Regions from separate parts of the Homo sapiens genome. Here all the other regions are linked to region 2. The links are chromatin contacts, found by Hi-C or POLR2A ChIA-PET in ENCODE. All regions are on one chromosome and are shown on one strand. The core of a region is the stretch at or near the end of the contact, and the rest is flanking DNA. Distances in the headings are between cores, read along the strand shown.

Region 1 (3,918 bases), core at 1,321-3,820, 2.7 Mb before region 2:
CCATCCTCCCAAGTAGCTGGAATTACAGGTGTGTGCCACCACGCCTGGCTAGTAGAGACAGGGTTTCACCATGTTGGCTGGGCTGGCCTTGAACTTCTGACCTCAAGTGATCCACCTGCCTCAGCCTCCCAAAGTGTTGGAATTACAGGCATGAGCCACCGCACCTGGTCTGTTTTAGGTGTTTTATATATCATTTCAATTAATCCAATAATTTCATGAAGGAGGTACTATCCACATTTTACATTTAAAGAAACTAAATTCCAAGAGGTTAAGTAACTTTTCCAGGTTATAAAATTACTTTCTGACAAAGCTATTAATTCAAAGTTAAGTATATGTGACTCGAAAGTCTCGTGTACCACATGAATTTTCAATCTATATGTTACATCAATAAAAGAATGGGTAGCATGCCCACCCATGTAAAAATCTGTTTTAATAGTAAAAACAAAACAGAAAAATAAAAAGACTTAGTAACATATTAATGTCAGTGAGTATTCCAAAAAAAAAAAAATACTGACTGGGTACAGAGGAATACGACTCACAAAAGTGAGCTCTGGAAGATAAGACTAGGAAAAAAAGGTGGGGCAGGGAGGAGAAAGAACACAGAAAGCCAAGAATGTTAGGCTATAGAATATGGATTTAGAAATCAGGAAACCATAAAAGGTGAGGTAACTAATGAAAATTATACTTTAAAAAAATTAATGTTGGGCCAGGCGCGGTGGCTCATGCCTGTAATCCCAGCACTTCAGGAGGCTGAGGCTGGCGGATCACCTGAGGTCACGCATTTGAGATCAGACTGGCCAACATGGTGAAACCCCATCTCTACTAAAAATAGAGAAATTAGCCGGGTCTGGTGGCACACGCCTGTAATCCCAGCTACTGAGGAGGCTGAGGCAAGAGAATCACTTGAACCTGGGAGGCAGAGGTTGCAGTGAGCCAAGACTGTGCCACTGCACTCCAGCCTGGGTGACAGAGCGAGACTCCTTCTCAAAAACGAACAAAAAAACAAACAAACAAAAACAAAAAAATTAACGTTGGTCTAATTTAGAATTGTTTTGATGCAGAGAAGTGAATTACAGTTAAGGAACTGTAAGGCTGAATGTGATAAAAGCTTGAACTCTAATAGTGACTGTGGAAACAGAAGATCTGGAGCAGAACAGGATGTGAAAGGTAATGGGGAGAAATCAATTAATAAATATTCACTTTATTCAACCCATTATCTGTCAACCACTCCCTTTACCTTCATTTTATCTGCACTTTATTCGTAACAGTGAAGGAAACCCCAATTAAAAACTTAATTGTTAGTGAGCAATCTCTTAAAATTTAGCTTCAAGCGTAACAAGTTTACCTTCATGGCAAAACTAGACGGCATCATATTCTTAGGCCACTCAAATTCTGTTGTATGAATTCGTATGCCAGATTCAAGTAAAAGTGTAGCTTTAAAGTCCGGTCTGTAGAAGAAAAAAGTCGAATTTTTCTTTAGGGTATATGCCAAAGCTAATTGCTAAACAGGCTTAAAATGTAGGTTAAAAAAAATCAGTAATCTCATACTTAATTGTCAAAGAGAAAATAAGCCTATAAAATGTTCTTACTTTTGAAGACGAATAAGGTATGTCTTATTATCCACATCATAAACATTGTTTACTCTCATTCCTAGCAAGCTGCAAAGATAAAGGAAACATGTAACATGTTACACTATTGTCTGAAACATAAAACTACACATAATTTAATAAAAGCTTCGAAAGAGCGGATCTCAGTCTCTAAGGATATGGAGTCAGCCGAGGAGCAGAGTCTGAAAGCCATTTGGAGATTCAGTTCAAAACTTAAGAGTAACGATTTAAAAACAGAAGTGGTCTATCAGCTCTAGGAACAACACACTATAGCTTGCGTCTTCCAAATGACCCAATTTTGGGGGAGAAATACAGTAAAATATAATCCAATTAATTTATTACAAGGGAGAAAAAAAAAAGATAAAAGAGGGCCCCGAAAATATGACAAAGCTCACAGGGCTGAATAATAGAATCCAGACTAGAATCCAGATCTCAGTCCAAATCTGCTCAATCCAGCTAAAACCGCGATGCTCTCTCTCTCTCTGGGGTGAGGGGAGGGAGGTGTTCAAGAAACCAAGCCCCCAGTCTGGAAACCTCTGAAGCAAACGACCACTCTGGCGTCTCGTGTTTTAACAAACGTTTCCTGCCCAACCCGGACAACCCAGGCCAACAATGCAAGAGCTTCGCGCTAGCGGGGCAAGCCAGAGAGCTGGGAGGACGCGGGGGATGGGGCACGAGGTGCCTGGGACCCCCAGGGGTATCCTAAGGGTCACGGGAAAGACACCACACGCCTGCCCACTCAGGCCTAGGCAGGTCCATAGACGCACTAGGAAATAAGGAAACATATCAAGCTGGTCTGTTTGCGCCATGGGACTCCGGCCTCTGCCTCCTGCACTCCCCACACGAGCCTCGTCACTTAGGGTACTGTACCTAGCATTCAGCTCCGCGAGTACGGCGCGGAGGTCAATGGTGCTAAAGCGGCTCTTCATGGCGAGGCCCGAGGGTCACTACCGCAAGTTCCTCTACTGCCCGGCCGGACTCGACGCCACTTCTCCTCCGCGCAGGCGCACTTGGCGGAGCTCTACGGCCGCGCAGAAGACCCAATATTCCTCGAGGCGAACGTATTTGTGTCGCTTTTCTGAAGATTTCGATTGTCAAGTTGCAGCTGACTCTCTTCATTGTACCAAAATTCAAATTCGAATAAAGATTCAAACTGTTCTCTTGAAACTGCATTCCTTCCTGGAACCCTTACGGACCAGTCTGGTTACCGTGCCCCATTGTGTCTTGGGCTCAAGTCAGCCTTCATAGTGACCCCTGCTGGTCGAAACAATTTTCGAGATGATTATCAGGAGTATTTCCCCACAGGGGGGCCGTAGGGCTCAGTGTAGAAGAGCAAGGACCCCTTTCTGCGCGCTTACTTTGACATAAGATTTTGAAATGTAACGAAACGGAACTGCTTCGGTCCTTCTAAGATTATCCTCAACGATCGAGGCGAACTCTCAAAACGGAGTTCCTATTTTGATGGGTCCTGCTCTCGGAAGGAGCATTCTGCAATTGATTACAGGATTCTCATCGAACCTCGGTCTTGGTACCCCTGAGACTCACCGCAGTACCTGGTGTACAATCGGTGCTCCATAAACACTTGGCAGCATGAATGTGCAAGTGTTTAGCTAGATAATGGTGAAATAAGATAAAAATAAAAACAAGAAGATTCCCAATGGGGGTGGGGTGGGAGGGGGGATTCACAGTGTAGTGAGGAAAATAGTCCTGTAAGAATGTAAATTCTGCATTTCTTTTGTCTTAGGATAGATGCATGGGAAGAAAGGCTACTTTATAAGGTGAGAACTCAAAAGAGGCAGGGTCTCACTATGTTGCCCAGGCTGGAGTGCAGTGGCTATTCACAGGCGCAATCCCACTACTGATCAGCACGGGAGTTTTGACCTGCTCCGTTTCCGACCTGGGCCGGTTCACCCCTCCTTAGGCAACCTGGTGGTCCCCCGCTCCCGGGAGGTCACCATATTGATGCCGAACTCAGTGCGGACACCCGATCGGCATAGCGCACTACAGCCCAGAACTCCTGAACTCAAGGGATCCTCCAGCCTCAGCCTCCCGAGTAGCTGGGACTACAGGCACGCGCCACCGCGCCCGGCGCTCGGCGTCGCTGCAAAAGAGCTGCTAGAGGCTTGCAGGCTACACATGGTAGCAACCAGAATTCCTACCACCAGAAGGCGACTCTAAACAGAAAGGGCGCCGCTGCTATTTCAGAACTGGTACCAGTAGATGCAAAAATGGCTATAGCACATACTGCACAGCATTACTGTCATACGGTACAGTAAACCATACAGAATGGCCCAAAATATGAAAGCATTGG
Region 2 (4,131 bases), core at 1-2,500:
GGGCAAAGCATATGACAAAGGCCAGCCTGGACAATATAGTGAAACCTCGTCTCTACCAAAAAAAAAAAAAAAATCAGCCGGGCATGGTGGCTCCAGTGCCTGTAGTCCCAGCTACTTGGGAGGCTGAGGTGGGAGGACTGCTTGTGCCCAGGAGGTGGAGGTTTGTAGTGAACTGTCACTACAGCCTGGGCGACAGAGCGAGACCCTGCATGAAAAAAAGGAAAAAAAAAAAAAAAAGCATAGGACAAAGGATGGTGAGGTAAGAAAAGCTGGGTCTTTGTTGCTCCAATAAACGTAGCAATGTCTTTCACAAGGATACTGAATTCGTAATGTGCTGTGTATTCTAAAGAAAACAAATTATTTCCTTTTAATTTTGCACTACTTGCTAATCTTATTTCCAAATAGGAAAAAAAAAAGTCAACAACTATGTGCCGGCCCAATATACGTTAGTCGATCTGATTATTCCTCGGTTCTTCACAGCAGTAACACAGCATGTATTTTCTCTCTCAGGCCCAGGAATAGCGCCACCATCTACCATACACAGGTCCAAGGCTTCGATACATGTGGAATTTAAACAGTACAGAATATTCTACTTCCTCTCCAGGCAATCATCATACTTACAAGTCTGTTTCTGCCTTTTTCCCAAAACTTAAGCCCAGAGCATCTTCCCAAATTCTACGTTTGAAAGAACCAGCTTCCCCCTGCTCACAGATCGCTTCAACATCCATCTGATACTACTACTACTCTTCCTTAAGAGACATTTCCCTTGGCCTTGGGAGGAAAGGGTCTTTCACTTAAGAGCTCCGATTCTCCCCGTCGCCCCTTTCCATCCCCTCGACCCACAAAGGGCTCCGGTGTTTCCCGCCGTTCATGCAGCGAAAAGAGAAAGCAAAATGCCCTCAGGAGGCTCCAGGTGAGGCCCTTCGGTGCCCCAGAGACGGGTGTCTTAAGTCAGACTCCGGAGCTGTGCAGTGCAGCCCTGGCTACAGAAAGCTGCTTCGTCTGAATCCCCGGGTCTGCAGGCAGAGCCCACAGCCTGAAGGGCCAGCGCTGTCACCTACCTGCCCGGGACCTGCGGGCGGGGACCTGGGCCGTTCCCGAGGCCGCGCGGCCAACAGTTCCCGCCGCCACGCGACGGAGGAGGAGGCAGAAGACGGGGCCGTGCCAGACTAGCCGGGTAGCCTGGAACCACTTCGCCAACCTGCAAAGGCGTAGCACTTCTCCCTCCCAGCCTGCAGCCGCCACCGACTCGGCGGAGTCGGCCTCCTGGGAAAAAACAACCTGCGAAGCTCCTCCTTCTCCTCGTGCTCCCTACGCGAGGCACTCTCTAACCAATGGGAAACGTGGTGGGCGGAGCGAGAGTGACAGACGATTACAGAGTCCTCCCGCCGGCGCGAACGGGCGGTGCAGTAGCAGGGCCAATCAGCAGCGTGGGTGGGAAGTACAGGGGCGGGAGAAAGTAGGGAAATTACGCGCCCAATCAGATCTCGGGGCCCTCGAGCGACGGGTCCTGCGGCCCGTGGCCTTCCGAGCGCGGCGCTCAGGGGGCGTGCCTGCCTGGGCCAATCGGCGCGAGCCCACAGTGCGGAGCGAGCGCCTCAAATGCTCGGGTTTCTCAGCTGATTGTCTCCAGCCGAGAGTTGTTTTTTGCAGCTACGGAGCCGAGCCGCAGCAGGAGGAGCCGAGACCCCCGGGGGGTGGGGGGAAAGAGGAGGCGGGGTCCGGGGGAGCCGCGGCTGCTTTGCGCTGGACTCCGGGTCCCGTCACGGCGCTTCCTGGGGTTAGAGGCTGGGGTGGGTGGGGGGTAAGGGGGCAGTCCTTCTCCCCTTCGACGGCGGCTCCGAGTCCAGCCCCTTCCTTCCCGCGCTCGCTCGCCCGGCCCCCAGCCCCCTCATGAGGGTGTCCGTGCCGGGTCCGGCGGCCGCTGCCGCCCCCGCAGCCGGCCGCGAGCCCTCCACGCCCGGCGGGGGCAGCGGAGGCGGAGGCGCCGTCGCTGCAGCCTCAGGCGCCGCGGTGCCGGGCTCCGTGCAGTTGGCGCTGAGCGTCCTGCACGCCCTGCTCTACGCCGCGCTGTTCGCCTTTGCCTACCTGCAGCTGTGGCGGCTGCTCCTGTACCGCGAGCGGCGGCTGAGTTACCAGAGCCTCTGCCTCTTCCTCTGTCTCCTGTGGGCAGCGCTCAGGACCACCCTCTTCTCCGCCGCCTTCTCGCTCAGCGGCTCCCTGCCCTTGCTCCGGCCGCCCGCTCACCTGCACTTCTTCCCCCACTGGCTGCTCTACTGCTTCCCCTCCTGTCTCCAGTTCTCCACGCTCTGTCTCCTCAACCTCTACCTGGCGGAGGTAAGGCGGGAGGGCCGGCATGCGGGGCCCGGGCGGGTGCGCGGGGCCGCCGGGATCAACTCCCGCTGAGGACCAGCGGGGGCGGGGGGTGGGCAGCGAGAGGCGGACTGGAAACCAGCCTGGGGAAACTGAGGCACACCTGGAGTGTGAGCCAGTGTTTTCGCCTTAAACTTAAGTGGCTGATTGGCTTGATTACTGAGGGGTTCGGGCTAGGGGGTGAGTGAGTGAGTGTGTGTGTCTGACAACTTAAAACAGCAACGGAACGAACCCTTTGTTCGGTGTTCTGGCCCTCCGAGGTAAGGCGTTGGTGGCACCAACAAAGTGGCATCGCAAGAAGTAGCAGCCCCGGTGGCTCTGCCGAAGCCGGACTGTGTTGAGGGAGGTTGGATGCTGAGGTAGCAGCAGCTCTGCTGAAGCTGGACTGCTGCCAGCCATTACGTCACCAGGCAGAGCTGTTCCTCTGCTATTGTTGCTGCGTTTCTTTTATTAGAAGCTTATATTCCCTCCTGCATCTCCTTTCCTGTGGCTCGATAAGCCTCACATAAATTTCGTTCGATAGTTCCCCAGCAGGGTTGATGATCAATAACCAATGCTGAGGATCAGGATAAGGACCTCCATAAAGCCCTTAATGTTTGCCCCAGTTGCTTCGTGCTTTAGCGGTTTATCCTACCTCCTATTAGCATAGTCTTTTTTGGAGCTAATTAAGAGAAAAAAATACTAGCTTAACCTGTGCCTATTGCAGAAACAAAACCACCAAACTGTTTTTGCAATAACTTGCTTAATATCTGGAACCTAATCACACCCCCTTTCTCTTTTATGGGGAATTGCTGGTTGGATTGCATTGTTCTGCAGCGCTTAGGTATTTGACCCATTTCAAACAGGTTTGGGAGTGTAAGGTTGTCAATCATGTGTGTCAGCTTGTGGTATTTAAGCCATAATATTTTAAGACTTTCCCCCAAAAAAGTCCTCCTTCCCACCAAAAGAAAAGCTTGAGGAGGGGAGGAAGCAAGGTGACATCATATGCTTAATACAGACTAATATAGAATAATATTGGCCTATGCAGCTAATCCTCTCAAAGGCTTTTTTGGAGGTGATGGAATTAATGTAGTTCCAAGCAAAAGTAAAAAAAAAAAAAATGACGTATATTAAGTGTTTATATTTCCTGCATAAACCAACTCTTTTCTCCTTTAATAGGAAGTAGAATGCATAATTTTATAATCAGTCATAATGTCAGCTATTTAGCACACTAAAAACAATAGTTGAAAACAACAAAACTAATTTAACTTTTATTATTTTCCTTCTCCATCCTTTGAAAGTCCAAACAATACAATGACAAAAACGCAAACCAGTAAGCGGAAATAAGAAGCATAGGTTATCACAAATCAAATGATGCCATAGTCGTGTCACTTATTTGAGGGTGTTCTAATCTAGTTGTCGTTTAAGCTGTTATAACACTTCTACCCTTTATACTTAAACTGATACATTGTAATCTTCCTGCCACCATTTCAGATAGTGCGTTAGTGACTTCTCAACGCTGAAGCTTTTACTCCAGGTTCAGATGTTTACCTGAAAGTGACTAGCGATTTTTATGCCAGGGGCATCAGATGACTTGTTTTTTCCCTATATATTTTGATTTACAAAATAATATGAATGATTCACTGTAAAATAGTTGGTAGGCATTTCATAAAGTGGGTAAACACTCTTTTTACTTCTTGAGGTATAACATATACAATAAAGTCCACAATCTTAAATGCACACCTAGATGAAATTTTATATCTGTATACACCCATGTTA
Region 3 (3,755 bases), core at 293-2,792, 2.9 Mb before region 2:
GGTTTTAGGTACGTTGACCATCTTTGCAGCAGGGCTGTTTTGTCTATATGATGAAAACTGTAGTAAAATATTTAAAATAAGATAGCAGACGTTAAACATTCCGAAAAGTGAAAGTGCTATACAAGTATATACAGGAAAACCGTACACATAAATGAGTAATATATAAATCCACCACGTACTCTTTTTCCATATGAATAAACGCACATACAAGTACATACCTTTTTGAAACACTTCGTTTAAATTACTGGAGGACTAATTTGTCGACCTAAAGAACTGAGGCAAGGCCGAGCACGGTGGCTCATGCTTGTAATCCCAGCACTTTGGGAGGCCGAGAAGGGCGGATCACCTGAGGTCCGGAGTTCGAGACCAGCCTGACCAACATGGAGAAACCCCGTCTCTACTAAAAATACAAAATTAGCCTGGCGTGGTGGTGGTGCATACCTGTAAGGAGAATCGCTTGGGCGGGGTGGGGAGGGGCGGAGGTTGCCGTGAGCCGAGATCGCACCATTGCACTCCAGCCTGGGCAACAACAGCGGAATTACGTCTCAAAAAAAAAAAAGAACTGAGGCACAATTCATATAAGTAGAATGTTTATTTGGGGCAAGTTTGAGGATTGCAACCCAGAGCACAGATTCAAAATGCCCTGAGTAGCAGCAGTTGCAAGTGGGTTTTTAGAGGAAAAAATGGCAGTTCCTAAATTGTCTACCAAGAATTTACATTAAAATAACACAAGCGATTGATTGGCTATACATCATTCTTTTCATGACAAATTCCAGGAACGCGGACATAATGGGTGAAGCAGCTAGTCAGGAATAAAATGCCAGGCATTAAGTGGGGAGGTGTCTGAAGTCCCATACTGCTGTCTCTCTGGGCCCGGCAAATTTTGCACATCTCAAATAATTAACAATGCTCCGAGCCATTCTTCTTTTCTCATATAGAACAAGACTCACGAAAACCGACAGCAGCAGCTTTAGGAGGCCCAATACAGTCCGTTTTCCGTACGAAATGAGTTTAATTTATTGTGACTGCTCCAAAAGAAAAGTGCGGTTCATCTAATTTTCTTCCGAAAAGGAAGTTAAGGACCAGAGTTTCTTTGACCCCCTTCCCCCCACCCACCTCCTCCATTTTCCAGCTCTAGAGAATGGCTGGGGCAGCGCGCGACGTTGTAGCTACGGTTACGACCCGCCCCGTTCCTTCTACGAGAACCACATCAGCGTAGTATCACTTTTCCCCTCCGAAGCACAGTCACCCGTCAGCAGCCTCGAGGGCTGACGTGTCCTTATCAAGCCGGCGCGCCCCGCGATTCTATAGCCGCCATGCCTGAGACCTTTTTCCTGAAGGGAGAAGCCTGCTCTCGAACTAAGGCCGGCGAGGGCCATAGGTCTCGCCTTCCCTTTCCTAAGAAGGCCTAGTCCTACCCAGGATTCTGAGCAAGGGAGGCTCCTATTGGAGCCGCTACAGCCTCGTTCTTAGCTTACCGAGAAACAGCGCCCGACACCTGGCCCTTCGCAGCTCTCGCCTTTCGCAGCTCTCGCCTAACAGGAAAGGGAAGAAACAGGCGGAAGTGGGAACTGCACCTGAGCGACAGTACTGCAAACCAATAGGCAGCCGGCCACGGCGGTCAGGCGCCTTCGGTCGCGTCTGGAAAGCACCAACCAACGGTCTAAGGGGCGGGCCGGAGGGGTGTGGGCCGGAGGGCCGCGGTGTGCCGCGGGGCAGTTGCGGGTTGTCATAACGGTCCCCGCCGGAGTGAGGCGAGGCCGCGTCGCTCAGTTCTGGCCGTCTAGGGCCCCTGTAAGGATGAGAGCGCAGAGGACGCAGGGCCGCTGGAGGCGCAGGTAACGAAGCTAGGGTGCGGTTGGGACCGCGGCTGAGCTTTTTCCGGGACCCGTGGTGCTGAATGGAGAGGACGGAGACGAAGCCGAGCCGCGGCTCCTAGCGGCGGCGCCGATGCTCGAGCTGTAGCTGCCAGGCGAGGATGTGTGGAGCGCAGGCGGCGCGGGGTAAATGAGAGGTCTCGGGCCCCAGGACCCCCGGGGCCCGGGATGAGTTAGCGAGGGCAGCCGCGGGGGCCAGTTCCGACCGTGACAGGCCAAGGCGACGGCCGCCGCCCGCCCGCCCCTTCCGTGCAGAAGCAGCTGCTCCTTTCCGCGCCCGCCCGCCTGCGCTCCCGGCCCTGGAGACCATGAGGTTCCGCATCTACAAACGGAAGGTGCTAATCCTGACGCTCGTGGTGGCCGCCTGCGGCTTCGTCCTCTGGAGCAGCAATGGGCGACAAAGGAAGAACGAGGCCCTCGCCCCACCGTTGCTGGACGCCGAACCCGCGCGGGGTGCCGGCGGCCGCGGTGGGGACCACCCCTCTGTGGCTGTGGGCATCCGCAGGGTCTCCAACGTGTCGGCGGCTTCCCTGGTCCCGGCGGTCCCCCAGCCCGAGGCGGACAACCTGACGCTGCGGTACCGGTCCCTGGTGTACCAGCTGAACTTTGATCAGACCCTGAGGAATGTAGATAAGGCTGGCACCTGGGCCCCCCGGGAGCTGGTGCTGGTGGTCCAGGTGCATAACCGGCCCGAATACCTCAGACTGCTGCTGGACTCACTTCGAAAAGCCCAGGGAATTGACAACGTCCTCGTCATCTTTAGCCATGACTTCTGGTCGACCGAGATCAATCAGCTGATCGCCGGGGTGAATTTCTGTCCGGTTCTGCAGGTGTTCTTTCCTTTCAGCATTCAGTTGTACCCTAACGAGTTTCCAGGTAGTGACCCTAGAGATTGTCCCAGAGACCTGCCGAAGAATGCCGCTTTGAAATTGGGGTGCATCAATGCTGAGTATCCCGACTCCTTCGGCCATTATAGAGAGGCCAAATTCTCCCAGACCAAACATCACTGGTGGTGGAAGCTGCATTTTGTGTGGGAAAGAGTGAAAATTCTTCGAGATTATGCTGGCCTTATACTTTTCCTAGAAGAGGATCACTACTTAGCCCCAGACTTTTACCATGTCTTCAAAAAGATGTGGAAACTGAAGCAGCAAGAGTGCCCTGAATGTGATGTTCTCTCCCTGGGGACCTATAGTGCCAGTCGCAGTTTCTATGGCATGGCTGACAAGGTAGATGTGAAAACTTGGAAATCCACAGAGCACAATATGGGTCTAGCCTTGACCCGGAATGCCTATCAGAAGCTGATCGAGTGCACAGACACTTTCTGTACTTATGATGATTATAACTGGGACTGGACTCTTCAATACTTGACTGTATCTTGTCTTCCAAAATTCTGGAAAGTGCTGGTTCCTCAAATTCCTAGGATCTTTCATGCTGGAGACTGTGGTATGCATCACAAGAAAACCTGTAGACCATCCACTCAGAGTGCCCAAATTGAGTCACTCTTAAATAATAACAAACAATACATGTTTCCAGAAACTCTAACTATCAGTGAAAAGTTTACTGTGGTAGCCATTTCCCCACCTAGAAAAAATGGAGGGTGGGGAGATATTAGGGACCATGAACTCTGTAAAAGTTATAGAAGACTGCAGTGAAAATCACAGTTACAAAAGCGACAGTCTTCTATTTTTGATATTTGTCCAAACAGGACATACAATTGAATAAAAGAGTTTAGGAACTGGTTTCTGCTTTAATACAAAAACAAAATCTTGTAAAAGGTGTCCAAATACATAGTAATCTTTTCCAGTTATGTCTGATTAAGATTTAAAACTGAAGGTTTCATTTTGGGAGTAGGGTTTTAAAGCTCAATCTGTTATCTGC
Region 4 (3,749 bases), core at 377-2,876, 2.4 Mb after region 2:
ATAACTGGGGCAGGGAGATTGCCTTTCCAGCGCACTGTTTTTCTTTCAAAAAACAGTGAACGGTAGAATGCTTCTTAGGGCAAATAAATAAATGTCACCAAGACACACGGAAGGTGTAGACTGGAAAATAATGTCTTTGGTCCCAGCTGTAGAAGCCAGAAGCTTTATTTTTTTAAACACAGACCAATACTGCTTCTCTGGCCAACAGGCAGCAAAGTCCCCATTTTCCACTCTCCATCACCCCATCTTGCATCCTACCCACACTGATTGCATCCCCACCCTCTGGGTGAAAAGCCGACACGCCTCAGACGCTAACAGCACCGGGTCAACCCGGCTTTATTTTAGGGTGGGAGGGTGCGGGGATGAGACTGAGTCCTGGAACCCACGGAGCCCTCCGAATCCCGGAGTAGCTTTACTGCTTTTTGCGGGGTTGGGGGTGGGGGGAGGAAACAGATTTCAGCAGCAAACTCACCCAATCAACCTCACACCTCAAACTCCGGGGAAGCCCGTGCCCAAAATTGTGCCGAATTTTGTAAATGTCCTGAACTGGAGTAAACTTGAGGTGGACAAAAAAAAAAGCACAACTCTAAGACTCCGATCCCCTGGCAAATCAGTGGGAATGCAGGTCCCCGAGGTTTCGGGGAAGGATCGCGCCGAGGCTTCAATCCAGATACACACCCTGACAATGGGATCTCAATAAGGAACTACCCAGGAAGCCGTCGCCGCAGCAAGTGCCCAGGTGATCCTTATCGTGGGCAAGTTTGGAACCGCAGGTACCCCGAGAATCCCGCGCTGGGCGCTCAGGCGAGAGGGCTCCGGGCTCCCGTCCACGCCCACCCGGGGCGTTCTAGGAGGGCTGCGCGCTGGGAGCGGGAAGGGCCCCTGGAAGGCGGCTGCAGCGAGTTCCGGGGCTGAGAGGTCGCTGCCACCCAGGAAGCCCCGACTGTGCCCCACGCAGGGCCTCGGCAGGGCGGCAGGCTAGGGCGGGTTCGGAGGTGACAGCGCCCGGCTTCCTGCGCCAAAAGTGAGGCAACTCCGGAAACTTCCTGGAGCCGGCGCGCGTTTCCTGCAAGCACCGCCCCCGCCGCCCGCACGCTCTAGCAGCCCGCGGGCGCACTGACCTGAGATGGTCTCCTGGTAGCCCTTGGTGAAGAACTGCATGGCCGAGGCCGCCCTCCAGGGCGTCTTGAGCAGCCCTTGCCGCTGGGGGTTCTCGCCCAGCGAGCTCAGGATGGACGAGTAGGCGGCTGCCAGGTTAGGGAGGTTCAGCTCGTTATCCTCCTCGCTGCGGGGCCGCTCGCCCTTCCAGCCGTCCGCGGGCTGCGCGCTCTTGGCCTCGGGCCGCGGGGGCTTCTCCGCCGGCCTGCTGGGCCCGGGCCGCGGCGGATCCCGCTCGGGGAACCCATTGCTGCACCTGGCGCCCCGCGGCTTCTCCGCCGGTGCCCGCACAGGGCCCTTCTCCATGGACCCGCCGCAGCCGCTGCCGTTCGGGAAGGACCCCGGGGCGCTTCGAGGTCTGCGGCTAAACTCCGCCGGTGGCCGCGGACAATGGGCTGTGGCCGGAGTCACCTGAGGAAGGTACGCAACCTGCTTAGATCACACTCCGAGCCGGGAGCGGCCACAGGCTGGAAAGCCCGGCCGCGCCTCCTTTTTATGGCCCGGCGGCTCAGCCTGCGCCGCGGAGCGCTCCCATTGGCCGGCCCCGCCTCGCGTCACGGCCCTCGCCGCGCCCCTCGGCCTCCCGCCCCCGGGGTCCCCAGCAGGGGTCGCGGCTCCGGAGACGCCCGGAGGGGTTCGCAAGCGCAGGGAGGGAAGGAAAAGGGCGCCGGCCCCTAGGATCAGGCGGGACCCCTCCACTTATTGCGGAATGAGCCGAACCCGAAAAGAGGCAGTCGTCCAGGAGCTGGGATCTCAGTGAGAAAGACGCGGTCTGGGCGCCCAGTCGCCCCCTCTTCAGGCCAAGAGGGCGCTGCATTGAAGGGCTCCGGTCCCCTCGCCCTGTGAAAGATCAGCAAACAGGTGGCCTTGCCTGGAGAGAGACCGAGTTAAGCCACCGATTAGGAACCAACTCTTAAGCTTTCAAGGCAAGAGAATAATGTGACTTCAGACTCTTGGGTTTAGTTAAAAACGCACCTGCCACCTAGGGGCCAGGTGGCACCGCTGTCGGGGCAAGTGTCACATCAAGTGGCCCTTATGTGGGTCCCTATGTCTAGAAGGATAGGATTTATGGTTGCTAGAACTTTGATCCTGGAAAAATTGATTTGCAAACGAAGATAGGACTTTCACTTAAAATCCATTTCCGTCGGTGGCTCACGCCTGTACTCCCGGCGCTTGGGGAGACCGAGGCGGGAGGATCGCTTGAGGCCAAGAGTTCGAGACCAGCCTGGAAAACATAGCAAGACCTCATCTCTATAAAACCCATCGCATTTTCTAGAAACGCAGTTGTGCAGATTTGGTGCTCAATTGTTTTACAGTTCCATGCAAAGCGTCTTTCCCCAGATGTTGGTACAAATTGTGAAATGCTATTCACCAACTGAACTCTTAACCAGTGACATCTGCTGTAACTGTTTTCTTTGAGATTAATAAATGGACCTTTTTCCTCACTTGAGGGATTATCTCATAATGCCGAAGGTGAGCTTTAAAACATGTATCAAAATAATATTTTTTTTCTTTTTTTTTTTTTGAGGCTCACTTCATCCTCCGCCTCCTGGGTTCAAACGATTCTCCTGCCTCAGCCTCCTGAGTAGCTGGGATTACAGGCACCTGCCACCATGCCCGGCTAAATTTTTGTATTTTTAGGAGAGGTGGGGTTTTGCCATGTTGGCCAGGCTGGTCTCGAACTCCTGACCTCAGGTGATCCACCTGCCTCGGCCTCCCAAAGTGCTGGGATTACAGGTGTGAGCCACCATGCCTGGCCTAATGTAGATTTTCTGACATAGAAGCAGGTATTAATAGGCTTAGGATCAAACAAACCAATAGGGAAGCCTGTGGAATTATTCTATGCTAACAATGTAGCTTGGTCATTATAATAAGTAATTAGTATTTATGATACATCTGCTCTAGGCGCAGCCCCGTTGGAAACATTCAGGAAAGAAATATGGACATTGCCTAGCCTTGTAGGCACCTTTACTCCAAAATGGAAGAAATGTTCATATCAGTGGGGTTATTTATTTATTTATTTATTTATTTATTTATTTATTTTTAAATTTTAATCTATTTATTTAAGAGCGGGTTATGAGACTGGCTAATTTTTGTATTTTTGGTAGAGATAAGGTTTCACCATGTTGCCAAAGCTGGTCTCGAACTCCAGGGCTCAGGATTATAGGCCTGAGCCACCGTACCCGGCCCAGTGGGGTTTTTAAATAGAGAATATGAACATCCTTTGGAAAACCTCTTTGTCATTTTCCTCTTTATTAAAATTTTTAAATTTTTTATTGTAGGTTTTTATTGGGAGTGGGGCCCTGCAACATTTTTTTCCTCTAACTGTGCTGCCCACTGTCTGCTGATACCTCCTGGTCAGAATTATCTGCTGGGTCTCAAGCTATTTCAAGCATAGTTGAAGACAACATTCAAAGGATGACCTTGCATTTAACAAATGAAAACAAAGATACTAAGTGAGGTACTTTAAAAATGGAGAGAGTAGATAGAGATGCTTTCAGTACGAATTTATTTTTAGTGGCAATCTTTCGTCTTCCTTTAAAAACATGTGTAAAGATTAACTAATATTGTATTCCACAAAGACAGTTTCT
Region 5 (3,784 bases), core at 1,108-3,607, 2.6 Mb after region 2:
TAAAAAATTAAGATTACAGTTCATTTCCTGTCCCACTTCAGGGCCTTCTGAAATAAAAATATAAAATGTGCAATGAAATAAATATGTAACACTGAAAAGTGAGAAGAAGATTATCAGAGAATAAGAAGCTACCTATTTGGGGGTTTTAAATAGGAACTTGCTTGACCAGTGAAGAGAAAGCCAGTAAGTGATAGTCCAGAATAAAAGAGGCTCTGGGCTTACCACAGAGAACACTGCAAAAAGAAAAGCGTGAAATAAAGGTGAAAATAGGTTAAGTGAAGGACCATGTACACAAGGGTTTCCTTACCCATGATGAGGAATGCAGGTAGTCTAACATTTCTTCTAAAGCCAAAAGAAAACCAAAAACAAACAAAAACCCCACACCAGGTACCTATTAGTCATATAGGGATAATCAATAGGCAACCGGATACAGATAGAGTTGGATAGAGAGGCACAGGGCAAAGTATGTGGAAAGGAACAAGGAGCTTCCATGCTCTCTCAGGTAGCACCACTGTTTAGGAACCTTCATGTATTCACCTAAGAAGCTCTCCAAACACAGGTGTTTTTTTTTGGTTTTTATGGCAGCTTCATTACATAAGCATGAGTGATTAAATCATTGACCACTGGTGATCAAGTCAACCTTCAGCTCCTCTCCCCTCCCCAGAGGTTGTGAGGTGGGGCTGAAAATGCCAACTCTCGAGAAATCCTGCCTTGGTCTGTCTAGTGACCAGCCCCAATCCTGAAGCTATTTAGAGGCATCCAGCTATCAGTCAATCATTAGCATACAAAAAGGTACCACTTTGAAGACTCCAAGGATTTTAGTAGTTGTTTGCCAGAAAACAGAACAAGACCAAATATATAGTTCACAATAACCCTATCAGTTTGCTCCATTATTTTCATCCATACAAGAAATCATACAGTTTAGGCCGGCACGGTGGCTTAGGCCTGTAATCCTACCACTTTGGGAGGTCGAGGCAGGACTGCTTGAGCCCAGGAGTTTGAGACCAGCCTGGGCAACATAACACGACCCCGTCTCTATAAATTTTAAAAAAGAAAAGCCATACACACACACACACACACACACACACGCACAAAATCATATAGTTTAATTGGCACATGCCTTTTTCTTGGAAAGATCTTTGAGAATGTATTCAAGCAAAACAAAAGAGGACAATAAAGACGACGTCAGTAGATCCAACTAGGGAGAACAAAGAAAATTAGAAAGTTTGAGGGGGTCACCTGTGTAGCTGGTATAGAGAACTACCAAGCCAAACTGGAGAAAGGATACTGATTCTCAGAAGTCTTGGCAGTTAAAAAACAAAAACAAAAAAAGGTAAGGGGGAGGCTCTGTGATAGACACACTATGGTATATTCTTCAACAAGAATTAACTAAATCCACTAGAAAACTCCAGATAATAGAAAAATTGGCACAAGTAATGCAATACATTGTTACATGATTCTAAGCAATCAACAAAATATAAAAAACGAGAATCTGTCTGACCTGCATGCTAATAACATTCTCCTCTAAGACCCAAGGAAAGTGACAATGGACTGTGCTTTTCATAAAGAACTGTCTTCTACTATTTATCTCCTGCAATATTAATTCGCTAAAGATTGAAGAAAAATTAAGACTTATGTATTAAATACAGGATAGCACTATCCACAGCAAGAGAAAGAGCGAGCGAGGACAACATTAAAGGTACAATTATCAGAATAACCCTGAAAGGTAGTTAACTATTATCGCTCTCATACAGATGAGGTCAATTAACTGCTCACATTAGCATATCTAAAAGGTGGTGAAGCTGGGATCCCAAGCAAGGCAGCCCTGGCTCCACACACACCTAAATTTTGTTTGGCTGAGTGGCGTTTCCTCCAGCTTGAAAGTCCAGAATGCGTTAATCTTGCTTGACTAGAGGTTCTCAACCGGGCGTTTTTAGTTGCCATGGGACCTGGGAAGAGCTACGGGAATTTAATGTCGGAGCTAGTGAAGAACAGTTTCACCCCAAAGGTCAATTACGCCCCGGTGGTGAAACGCTGACTATTACAGAGGTCAGGGCAAACATATGGACTCTTCTAAAGGCTCGCATTATCAGCTTCGGGAAGGGCAGGTAACACGGTCCTAAAGGAGCCTGCCTCTGACTTGCTCCCGCTCGCAGCCCCCGGTCCTCAGACCCTTCTAGACCTTCAACGGAAGCGGGCCAGTGTTCTCCGTCCAGCTCTCCAGCACCCACCTACCTGAGCCACCTTCTAGCGTGAAACCTCAACCAAACAAAAAGTAAAGAACACTCGGTCTGGACGACCACCGCCGACTCCGAAGCAGGAACCCTCACAACCCGAGCCTCCACGAAATTCAAACTTGCCGCACCGAGCCGCTGATTGGAGGGGCTTTAACCAACACTTCCGGGGAAGATCCCACCCCTTCCACTCAACGAGGCTTGCGATTGGTTTGCTCCGTGCGATATTTGAATTGATTGAAAGGTGAAGGGCCAGTTCAAAAGATGGGTGAGAGAGGGAAAATAGGCGGGACCGCGACGCGGGATGAGAAGGAGTGGAGCAGTCGGGGCGCTCACGTCAGGTGAAGGGCGGGAGTGGGCGGTGGAGCCCGAGGGGTGAGGCTGGGTCCCTGGCAAAGCTGGGCTGCGGGAAATCTCCCCCAGAGCTCGCAAGGCTTTTTTTTTTTTTCTTTTTTCTTTTTTTTGAGACAAGGTCTCTGTCCCTTAGGCTGGAGTATAGTGGGCACCGACCACTGCTCACTGCAGCCTTGAGCTGCTGTGTTCAAACCATCCTCCCACCTCAGCCTCCCGAGTAGCTGGGACTATAGGCGCGCACCACTACGCCTGGCTAACTTTAAAAAAATTCCGTAGAGACAGGGCCTCACTACGTTGACCAAGCTGGATTCAGGGCTTTTTAATGTCCTTGTTTAGTCACAGAATCTAGCAGACCTTCTTGGAATGTTTTCTTTACTAGACGTTTTAAAGAAAAGGCTTACCCCAATTATCAAATCCTTACATAGTTTAGCGTTACTTTTCAACGTCGCCAGCCCCCCTCCCCTTTTTTTTCTTTTTTAGTTCATTTTTTGTTGAGGCGAAGTTTTCGTATACAGTGAAAATAATAGTTTTTCCCCCCCAGTGGACAATTTGATGAGTTTGGTAAATGTAAACAGCTGTGTAACTACCACCCAATCAGGACGTAGAGCATTTCCATCACTCAGAAGAGTGGCCTGTTTCTTTCCTGTCCATCTCCCACCACATCAGCAACCACTCCTCTTATTTCTAGCACTATAAAAATGAAGGTGATAGGTACTCTTTTGGGTCTGCGTGAACCAGAAGTTAGTAGTGTTTGTTATTGAGAGGCATTCCATTGAATACTTTATGCATTCACCAGTTGATGGATTTGTATTGCTTTCAATTTTTGGTGATGATGAGCAAAGTTGCTATAACCATTCTCGTACAAGTCCTTGTGGGCATATTTTATTTATCTTGAGGAAATACAGGAGTGGAATTTCTGGGTCATTCTGGGTATGTTTAACTTAAAATTTTTTTTTTTTTTTAGAAGCAGGGTCTCTCCGTCCCCCAGGCTAGAGAGCAGTGGCACAATCATAGCTCATTGCAGCCTTGGCCTCTTGAATAGCTGGGACTATAGGCGGGTGCCGTCACCCATGTCTAACTTTGTAAGGAATTGCCAAGCAGTTTTCCAAAGTGGTTGTACCATTTTACAATTCCCACCAGCCACATATAAGAGTTCCACTTGTTTCACATGCTTTCCAGCACGTGGGGTTGTCAGT
Region 6 (3,579 bases), core at 912-3,411, 2.2 Mb before region 2:
AGTTATATAAGATGTTTTCATTGGGGTAAATGGGGTGAAGGGTACATGGGATCTCTTTGTACTGTTTATTTATTTTTATTTTTTATTTTGTAGAGAAGGGATCTTATATTTTGCCCAGGCTGGTCTCAAACTTCTGGGCTCAAGTGATCCTCCTGCCTCAGCCTCCCAAAGCACTGGGATTACAGGCCTGAGTCACCACGCTTGGCCTGTACTATTTTTGCAATTTCCAATGGATCTATAATTACTTCAAAATAAAAGTATAGGCCAGGCACGGTGGCTCACACCTGTAATCTCAGCACTTTGGGTGGCTGAAGAGGGAGGTTCACTTGAGGCCAGGGGTTCGAGACCACCCTGGGCAACGTCTCTACAAAAAAATAGGAAAATAATTAGCTGCCTGTGGTCCCAGCTCCTGGAGGACAGGAAGCATTGGGGAGGGGGGCTGAGGAGGGAGGATCGCTTGAGCCCAGGAGGGTGGAGGCTGCAGTGAGCTATGATTGTGCCACTGCACTCCAGCCTTGGCAACACAGTGAGACCCTGACTCCAAAAATTTTTTAAAAAAACATTTTAAGTATAAACAAAACTTTCACTAGCCCTACTTTTCTTTCCTTAAGAAAAGCTTCCCAAAAGAACTGTCCACATGCCCCATAACAAATCACAATCGCTATTACTGGTATCCCACTCTACTCCCCCTATCCACCAACACGCAGCAGCCAGAGTCAACTTTTAGAACATCAACATTTAATTATTAGCCTCTTCTTTTTTTCTTTTCTTTTCTTTTTTTTTTTTTTTTTTTTTTTGCGAGACAGAGTCTTGCTCTGTCGCCCAGGCTGGAGTGCAATGGTGCGATCTCAGCTTACTGCAATCTCCGCCTCCCAGGTTCAAGCGATTCTCCTAAGGCTCCGGAGTAGTTGGGATTACAGGCGCCCACCACCACGCCAGGCTAATTTTTTTGTATTTTTAGTAGAGACGGGGTTTCACCATGTTGGTTAGGCTGGTCTCCAACTTCTGACCTCAGGCGATCCGCCCGCCTCGGCCTCCTAAAGCGTAGCCTCTTCTTAAAACCCTTTTAAATAGCTTCCCGTGGCTCTTAGAATAAAAGTCAACGTGTGGTTAAAATAAACTAAAAACCTTGCTGTGATGTAGTCCTTCTGGGTCATTCCACACCATATGTCTTCCACTAAACTTCAGTCACACTCATATGGCCCACCTTCTAGTCGTCAAAATAGCCAAAACCTCTCCAAGCCTTACAGCCTTCACACAAACTGTTTCTTCTACAGAGGACAGAGAAAGACAATGGTTTCGAATGTGACGTCCAAACTATAAATCACAGGACACTGAATTCTGCGGGCTTTCATTAGCATAAGAGCTGCCTCCGACGGGGGCAACACTATGCGGGGTGTGCCAGGAACTGATTTAAGACTGTATTCAGATCTTCCAAGCAACGCCAAAGACTCCAGCTTATAAAGAGCATATTTGATTGCTTATACTGTGTGCTAGGTCCTTTTATCCTTCAAATGACCACCTACAGGAGAGACTAAGGTCCAATTCACAACTGAGCCTTTAAGGAGGTTAAGTAACTAGCCCAGAGTTCAACAGAAAGTGGACGGGTTGTTCAAAGCCAGAGCTACTCCCGACCTCTACTCTATACACTGCCTTTCCTCCGGCCCGTAAATACAACGAATGAACCTGCAGGTTGGTAGCTCCTGGGATCCGAGGTTGGAGTGCCACAGGACCCCAACCTGCTCTCACCCCGGGACAGGGAAATACGAACAGGGGCACAGGTCCACCACCAGGTGCCTCCGCGAGGGGCAGCAGCGCAGGCGGCGGGGAGGACCAGCGGCCACTCACCTGGTGCTGGCGCTGCGGCTACCTCCACACAGCGGTCTTGGCCTCCCAGACGCGAACCCGCACGCCCCAGGGGAGCCACCGGCGAAAAGCCCGCGGGCCCGTCCGCAGGCACCAACCAAATAACGCAGCGCTGGCACCATCCCCTACGCACGCTCCCCTCCCTCAGCGCTCAGAAGAAGCCACTTGACCCTCCACGGCCGAGGACCCGCGCTCTTTAGCCCCGCCCCTCACGCGGGGGCCAATGAAGTGGCGCGCCTTCGCCCCATGTGGGAGAGGCTGCGGTGGCCAATAGGCGCGCGCGTCGGAGGGCGAAGGGCCGGCCAGGGTGCCGCAGACGCGGGGACGCTGGCTCGCTCCCTCCCTCCCTCCCTCCGACGCTGTGAGTAGAGAAGCTAGGCCCCGAGCCGGGCGGGACTAGGGTGGTGGTTGTGTTCTGCCCTCGCCCGTCGCCAACGCTGGGCTGACTGAAAACCTGGCCCTTTGGGTCGCGCGTCTTCGACCTTCACCGCCATGCGGACATGGGGCCGTGGGAGAAACTCTGGGCGGGATTACGGTGAAAATTCTTGTTTGGGCGGGCCCTGCGGCTTCTTTCTTCCGGCTCGCCCTCGGCCCCGCCCCCGCCCCGCCCCCGCTCCAGCTCCAGCCGGGTCCTCGCTCGGCCCCGCACGCGGCCCGCGGTAGACGGAGGGCCTGGGCACCCACCGTCTCCATCCCGGCCCCAGCCCAGTCGAGCGTCCACTAGAAGGGCGCTCCCTGTCCGGCCCTAATCCTCGCTCCTCACGGAGGCTCTTTGTCACAGCGAAGACTGACAGCCCGCAGTCTTCTGGACTTCTTTTATGGGGCTCCTGGCGGTGCTATTCATTCAGTCATTGATTCGTCTTGTAAATATGGAGCGCCTGCTCTGTACTCGACCCGGCACTGGGTACCGGAAGAACCAGACAGCTCGGTTTTTGCCACCATTTATAAGTCTGTGTCCTTTTCTTGAGTACTGAACCGAGATACAGTTTTAAATGTGCTGTGCGGTCTCTGAGCAGCGACTCACCTGTGCAGGTCACTTCACCTGATTCCCTTTATGTAAAAATGAGGGCGATGGGCTGTGTAATCTCTAAAGGACCTTCTAACTCTTTAAAATTGTCACTGTGCCGGTGTTGCTAACACTCATTCTGTATGCTTGATGGCAGTTTTTAATTTTTAGGGTTAGGACAGCTGAACATAACAAATAGAATTATACAGATTTATTACCAGAAGGACTTCGTGTGCCTCTAAGAATCTTGGTTCCAGTCTTTGGTCAGGTAGCTCCAGGAAATCACTTCACCTCTTTGCCTCAGACCCTCCTCAGTGAACTAGGAATGATAGCAGTGTCTCCCTAGTCTTAGGGCCGTTGAGCGGATTACACGAGATAAGGTCAGCAGGTGTTTAGCACAGTGAAGCATTTGCTACGTGATGACATTTATTATGGTTAAAGGGTTTTACCACCAGAACAGTGGTACATAGTTTGCTTTATTTGTTAAAACAATGTAGAATATTGCCTGCTTGTTCCATCACAGATGAAAAAAAGAGATGGTTATTCAACTTTGTGAGGTAATTGTGGATTTCCATGCAATTGTAAGAATAGAGATTCTGTGTACCCTTTACCCAGTCTTCCCAGTGGTAGCATCTTGCAAAACTAGTACCATATCACAACCAGGTAATTGACATTCACACAATCCATTGATCTCATTCAGATTCCTC

Evidence for each region. Hi-C counts contacts between places; a loop is a spot of excess contacts on that map. ChIA-PET counts read pairs that join two places held with the same protein, here RNA polymerase II (POLR2A). Pooled maps may share reads with other maps.
Region 1: a loop to region 2 is called in a pooled map, with 7 times the contacts of the local background. The contact joins the promoter of NEMF here to the promoter of TXNDC16 in region 2. A Hi-C loop is called at or near these places in 8 of 50 pooled maps.
Region 3: a loop to region 2 is called in a map of CD4-positive, alpha-beta memory T cell, with 9 times the contacts of the local background. The contact joins the promoter of RPL36AL here to the promoter of TXNDC16 in region 2. A Hi-C loop is called at or near these places in 2 of 168 maps with a recorded cell type or tissue (CD4-positive, alpha-beta T cell and CD4-positive, alpha-beta memory T cell) and 13 of 50 pooled maps. POLR2A ChIA-PET finds 5 or more read pairs at or near these places in 2 of 52 experiments (B cell and H1).
Region 4: a map of CD8-positive, alpha-beta T cell shows a loop between it and region 2 (14-fold over the local background). The contact joins the promoter of GCH1 here to the promoter of TXNDC16 in region 2. A Hi-C loop is called at or near these places in 1 of 168 maps with a recorded cell type or tissue (CD8-positive, alpha-beta T cell), 1 of 37 single-sample maps with no recorded cell type and 8 of 50 pooled maps.
Region 5: a pooled map shows a loop between it and region 2 (13-fold over the local background). The contact joins the promoter of DLGAP5 here to the promoter of TXNDC16 in region 2. A Hi-C loop is called at or near these places in 1 of 37 single-sample maps with no recorded cell type and 5 of 50 pooled maps. POLR2A ChIA-PET finds 5 or more read pairs at or near these places in 1 of 52 experiments (PC-3).
Region 6: a loop to region 2 is called in a map of B cell, with 12 times the contacts of the local background. The contact joins the promoter of DMAC2L here to the promoter of TXNDC16 in region 2. A Hi-C loop is called at or near these places in 5 of 168 maps with a recorded cell type or tissue (B cell, CD4-positive, alpha-beta memory T cell, CD8-positive, alpha-beta T cell and 2 more) and 14 of 50 pooled maps.

Annotation. Positions count from the first base shown.
Region 1 is chr14:49,850,218-49,854,135 of GRCh38, forward strand. NEMF (nuclear export mediator factor) reads right to left here and starts at 2,571. Exons shown (of 33, transcript NM_004713.6): 1 at 2,478-2,571; 2 at 1,590-1,658; 3 at 1,346-1,448. The coding sequence starts at 2,536. It also overlaps RN7SL3. RefSeq lists an enhancer at 2,578-2,817 and a silencer at 3,621-3,680.
Region 2 is chr14:52,551,255-52,555,385 of GRCh38, forward strand. It overlaps TXNDC16 (thioredoxin domain containing 16), which reads right to left and starts at 1,251. Exons shown (of 21, transcript NM_020784.3): 1 at 1,062-1,251. GPR137C (G protein-coupled receptor 137C) reads left to right here and starts at 1,582. Exons shown (of 7, transcript NM_001099652.2): 1 at 1,582-2,337. The coding sequence starts at 1,894. RefSeq lists silencers at 1,772-1,841, 1,852-2,051.
Region 3 is chr14:49,619,084-49,622,838 of GRCh38, forward strand. RPL36AL (ribosomal protein L36a like) reads right to left here and starts at 1,543. Exons shown (of 2, transcript NM_001001.5): 1 at 1,479-1,543; 2 at 1-57. The coding sequence starts at 21. MGAT2 (alpha-1,6-mannosyl-glycoprotein 2-beta-N-acetylglucosaminyltransferase) reads left to right here and starts at 1,716. Exons shown (of 1, transcript NM_002408.4): 1 at 1,716-3,755. The coding sequence starts at 2,186. The coding sequence ends at 3,529. RefSeq lists enhancers at 1,318-1,427, 1,816-2,366 and silencers at 1,588-1,797, 2,098-2,207.
Region 4 is chr14:54,901,200-54,904,948 of GRCh38, forward strand. GCH1 (GTP cyclohydrolase 1) reads right to left here and starts at 1,627. Exons shown (of 6, transcript NM_000161.3): 1 at 1,122-1,627. The coding sequence starts at 1,464. RefSeq lists silencers at 812-871, 882-931, 1,342-1,981.
Region 5 is chr14:55,189,228-55,193,011 of GRCh38, forward strand. DLGAP5 (DLG associated protein 5) reads right to left here and starts at 2,358. Exons shown (of 19, transcript NM_014750.5): 1 at 2,236-2,358. It overlaps LOC105370508 (a long non-coding RNA gene), which reads left to right and starts at 2,446. Exons shown (of 2, transcript XR_943888.3): 1 at 2,446-2,575. RefSeq lists enhancers at 1,548-2,101, 2,102-2,654.
Region 6 is chr14:50,310,163-50,313,741 of GRCh38, forward strand. DMAC2L (distal membrane arm assembly component 2 like) reads left to right here and starts at 2,162. Exons shown (of 6, transcript NM_001382507.1): 1 at 2,162-2,227. L2HGDH (L-2-hydroxyglutarate dehydrogenase) reads right to left here and starts at 2,067. Exons shown (of 10, transcript NM_024884.3): 1 at 1,849-2,067. The coding sequence starts at 1,988. RefSeq lists silencers at 2,127-2,256, 2,317-2,546.